2 separate regions of the Homo sapiens genome follow, and region 2 is linked to region 1. Evidence: read pairs that join two places in POLR2A ChIA-PET (ENCODE). Cell type or tissue: PC-3. All regions are shown on one strand.

Region 1 (2,500 bases):
ACTTGAGAAACTATTACCTCTGTTAGTTTTTTCTGGTCTGTTTTTTTCTCTGTGAGCTTCAGTTTCAAACTAGCCTTTATTTTCAAGTAGTAAGTTATTATGAGATCCTTCTGATAGTCCTTATTGTGTTTAACAACATTCAGAAGGACTTGTTTCAACTGTTTTAAAATACAAACCTAGAAATGCTGTCCTTGAAAAACAAAAGTTGGATTTCCTCTGTACCTCTTCCAAATACCCCAGTTGTTTGTATTCAGTGCCAAAATGTAGTGTAGACATTTATTTCTATTACTGTTCCTTGTAGCAGATATGAAGCAGTTAAGACATAGGATTCTATATTCTTCAGTTCCTGACAGATTTTGTCTGTAATCCTTTTAACTAGGTTGGGGGATGGTGTCTATGACACCTTCATGATGATAGATGAAACCAAATGTCCCCCCTGTTCAAATGTACTCTGCAATCCTTCTGAACCACCTCCACCCAGAAGACTAAATGTAAGTAAAAGAAGTCATTCTTTGTACATGAATTGTTTTGGAAAGGAGGAAGTGCTACTTAATGCTCAAGGTACACTTATGTATCACTGACAACCAGACTTTTTTTTGGTTTATTTTTGATTTCTCTTGACTTTGGAATAACAATGTCTGTGGTCCAAATTTAGCTTTTCAGAATGATTTCAGTTTGGAGCTCACCTTTTTATTTCAGTTTCCACTGGGATAAATATATAGCACTAGGAAAAAAATAATATGCTACTTTTATTTAGGTAATGCTTATTTTTGTATAGGATGATATACACCTAGTATTACAAAGGCTCCTTTTAACAAAAATAAGAAACAGAAAACATGTCAGAATTCATAGATCTGCAGGAGTTTTTTTTCCCCTGCACGGTGGAAATGCAGTCTTCGTTTATTAGTATACTAAAGAGAACCATTTTATAGATAGATGATAACTACAACAGTTTGGTTTTTAATGCACTTAATCATTTTGGGGACTGCAGACACTTAGCTTTTTTTTTTTTTTTTTTTTTTTTGAGGTGGAGTCTCTCTCTGTCACCCAGGCTGGAGTGCAATGGCATGATCTTGGCTCACTGCAACCTCTGCCTCCCGGGTTGAAGTGATTCTCCTGCCTTAGCCTCCTGAGTAGCTGGGATTACAGGCGCGTGCCACCACGCCTGGCTAATTTTTGTATTTTTAGTAGTCAGGGGTTTCACCATGTTGGTCAGGCTGGTCTTGAACTCCTGACCTCGTGATCCACCCGCCTCGGCTTCCCAAAGTGCTGGGATTACAGGCGTGAGCCACCGTGCTTGGCAGCTTTTTTTTTTTTTTAACTTAAGATAAAATTAATTTGCATTCCTTCAGCATGCATAGAGTGGTAGGCAGAGCAGGGTTTGGCCAAGTTCCATGACAAAGAGAGGCTATCCTATGACTTTAAAATTTCCTGCATATGTCATCAGATGAACAAACTGAATAATTGAATTGACTCATTTGTAATATTTCTCTTTCACGTTTCTGTGTTTAAGACCTGAAATTGTTTCTATATGGAAAAATCACTTCTATTTTTCATAGTCCTTCCTGTGGTCATCAGTTTTTGCTTAAAATCAACCTTTTTCCTTTTTTTTTTTTTTTTTTTTCCTGAGACGCAGTCTTACTCTGTCTTCCAGGCTGGAGTGCAGTGGTGTCATGTCAGCTCATTGCAACCTCCACCTCCCGGGTCCAAGCAATTCTCCTGCCTCAGCCTTCCTGAGTAGCTGGGATTACAGGCGACTGCCACCACACCCAGCTAAGTTTTGTATTTTTAGTAGAGACAGGGTTTCACCATGTTAGTCAGGCTGGTCTAACTCCTGACCTTAAGTGGTCCACTTCCCTCGGCCTCTGGAAGTGCTGGGATTACAGGCGTGAGCCACCGCACCCGGCCCTTTCCCCACTTTCAACACTAGTAGTATACAAAACGTGAGCTAAAAATATTTTGAAGGCTGGTCACCCTATTTTTCGTCCCCTTTTTGGAGTGTAGTGGGGTTTCTTTCCATTCTTTGCAAGTTGTTTCTTTAATATGTCAAAATGTCTAAGAACTTCAGAACCATATACATCTTGTGTTGCCCATCAGATTGCTTGGTTACTTGCTGCCAATTGGTTCACCTCTATAGGAAACTATTTGCAATTGGGTTGAAGTGTTAACATCTGACTTTAAGTCATTTTAACTGATTTTTTTTTTTTTTTTTTTTGAGATGGACTCTCACTCTGTCACCTAGGCTGGAGTGCAGTGGCGCAATCTTGGCTTACTGCAACCTCCCGGGTTCAAGTGATTCTCCTGCTTCACCCTCCCAAGTAGCTGGGATTATAGGCACCAACCAACATGCCTGGCTAATTTTTGTATTTTTAGTAGAGATGGGGTTTCACTGTATTGGTCAGGCTGGTTTTGAACTCCTGACCTTGTGATGCACCCACCTCAGCTCCCCAAAGTGCTGGGATTACAGGCGCAAGCCACCGCGCCCAGCCAAGTCATTTTT
Region 2 (2,500 bases), 78 kb after region 1:
TGAGTAGCTGGGGCCACAGGCTAGTGCCACCATGCCCTGCTAATTTTTTAAATTATTCATAGAGACGGGGTCTCCCTGTGTTGCCCAGGCTGGTCTTGAACTCCTCCTTCTCCTTTTTGTATCCTCTTAGTCATCAAGCCATCCTCCTGCCTCAGCCTCCCAAAGTGCTGGGATTTCAGTGTGATCCACTGCGCCTGACCTGAATATTGGTTTTTTTGAAGTCTAGGCTAAACAACTGTTTTTGTCTCAGTTTTTTTTTTTTTAATTTCCCTCCTTTGAACTCTGAATTGACAAGCTTACTTCCTCCCAATGTGGTGTTCTTGTTATTATTGTTTTTGCTAGCTGAAGTATTTTTTTTTTTTTTAAACATAATTTACTAGGTTTTTCTTCCTGGCCAGAAGTAAGTTCAGGGTAATAGTTCCCTTCCTTGTATCTTCAGCTGTGTGAGAGGTAATGTAGAGTGAGAATTTATTTATCAGGTGCCCTGCTCGTAGCAGAAGGCATGACCTCGACTTCTCTCTCACAGTGACCTTGTGTTTGTGTTGGTGGCTTGAACTCACTCTTGTGTCTGGGCCATTTCTCTCACTGTGTAGGAAAGAGTGGTTCCTGTCTTCTCCCTGGCCATGTAGTCTGCTGTGTGTCACCATAACAATCATCTATCTTCCGGTTCTTTTTCCTTCTCTCCTCACCCAGTTGTCTCCAGTCTTAGGCGTGTGGAATTGTGTACTGGGTGGGGGATGTGTGTGTGTGGGCCGCCCTCTTGATTTGTAGGATCCTTCTCTTCCTCCACATTCTCTGTCAACTCTCCTCCACCCCCTGTGAGATCTGTGGACTCAGGTATACGTTGCTGTGAGTCTCATTCTGCTCAGCTGGGGTGATGAAGGTGAGATTGCTTTTGTCGCTTCAAAGTAAAATTTTAGATTTGCTTTGGCAGCCGCACAGGGTCGTATGCATGGGGGCTGCTTAGGCCAGAGGCGCAGTGTTCCTGACCTCCTTCCGTCTTACTTTCTCTTGCTAGTTTGTCCATCTCTGTGGATTTTTTAAAGTAGATACTAGATACCTAGATACTACTAAGAACATGATCTTTCTCTTCTTGCCACTTGGATTTTAGCTTAAAGCCAACTTGGAACATTTAGGGTGTTTCCTTCCTACCACTGTCTGCCTGGTCTCCTAGGGAAAGATGCCTTGTATCTTGTTCTGGTGTACAGTCTGCCCATTTAATTGGTAAGTGTTTATTGTGACTCTTCTCTACTGGGCTCTGGCCCCAGGCCTGATGCGAATAGGGCAGGCCTGTGAACAGAGCAAAGACGAGTCACTTAGGAGGGGACGAGAGAGGCCAGCGGTAAACTAATATTACCAGCTCAGGGTTTATTTGTCAAAGCCTCCTTTGCTGTGAATAAAAGGTTAGATCTGAATTGGGTCTGAGTCCTGGCTTTATTACCTACTAGCCATGTGGCCTTGGGCAAATTATTAATACTTCCTTGGGCCTTGGTTGCCGCACCTGTACGATGGAGTCAGCAATGGATCCTGTTCTGTAGGGCTGCTAGGAAGCTTAAATATAGCAATATTTGCTATATATAAAGTGCACCTGGTACATAATTGATGCGGTTGAAATGAAAATTCCTCTTTCTCTTTCAGTGCCATTTGCTGGAAGAAACAGAAGAAATATCTCTGTCCCCATCTTTCAGTTTCCTACCCAAGACTCCTGTGTGGTTGACATCACTGCTGTGTGCAGTGTTCATGTCCATATAAGTCAGAAGTGGCTTGCAGCAGTGGTTTGGGGCTTTGGGGCCTCTGCTCGCTCCTTATCAATTCTTAGGGTTACATCCTCTGGGAAGATGCCAGGCCTGGTCAAGTGTGGCCTCTGACCTAGAGTTATGCAAGGCCTCTCTTCCTCCTGTGGCCAGTGTGAAATTTCTCATCTGTGCTCTCCTGCCTCTAGCAGGAAGGTTGGCCTACATTTGGGGCACATCTCTGTCACTGTCTCAGGCCAGGGGTTCAAATATAAGACCTGAATCATACTGCACCTCAGAACCCAAACCCTTTTACTTAATTTTTTTTAAAAAATTTCATTCAGATGGTAAAGGTTCAAACAATACATAGAGATATAAAACAGAAAGAAAAAAAAATACACGCCTCTCTCTAGTACCTATTCCCCAGTAGTCAACACTGCTACCTTTTTTTTGCAGGGGAGGTAAATTCCTCCAGAAAAAAACTTAAACATCTACAATTTCATATATCCTCTCCCCTCTTCCCTAAAAAACAAAACAATAACAACAAAACTATAGAAATGGGATTATGCTATATATTCTGTTCAGTACTTTTTTGTTTTTGAAAATTTAAAAAATATGCAAAAGAAGAAAATGTCATCCATATTACTACCACTTATAATTAACCACTAATTAACTTTTAGGTGTGTTTGCTTCTTGTCTTTATGAATATACTTTAAAAGCTACTTAAGTAAGGTGGAAGCAGTTCTGTTTAAAAAATTAGGATGTTG

Evidence for each region. Peaks named below come from ENCODE experiments on the same cell type or tissue, not always from the same donor. Only the 100,000 strongest peaks of a DNase experiment are listed, where the experiment ranks them.
Region 2: POLR2A ChIA-PET joins it to region 1 with 10 read pairs; 11 of 35 experiments call an interaction of 5 or more read pairs at or near these places.

What each region holds. Positions count from the first base shown.
Region 1 is chr1:206,637,271-206,639,770 of GRCh38, forward strand. DYRK3 (dual specificity tyrosine phosphorylation regulated kinase 3) reads left to right here. Exons shown (of 3, transcript NM_003582.4): 2 at 380-491. Among named protein-coding and RNA genes, the nearest start is that of DYRK3-AS1, 2.9 kb to the left of the region's middle. In PC-3, no CTCF peak of the experiment used is centred here; a DNase peak (open chromatin) is centred at 1,401; H3K4me3 peaks cover 23 bases.
Region 2 is chr1:206,715,751-206,718,250 of GRCh38, forward strand. All of the region lies in intron 1 of MAPKAPK2 (MAPK activated protein kinase 2), which reads left to right. Among named protein-coding and RNA genes, the nearest start is that of MAPKAPK2, 32 kb to the left of the region's middle. In PC-3, no CTCF peak of the experiment used is centred here; a DNase peak (open chromatin) is centred at 1,341; H3K27ac peaks cover 1,764 bases.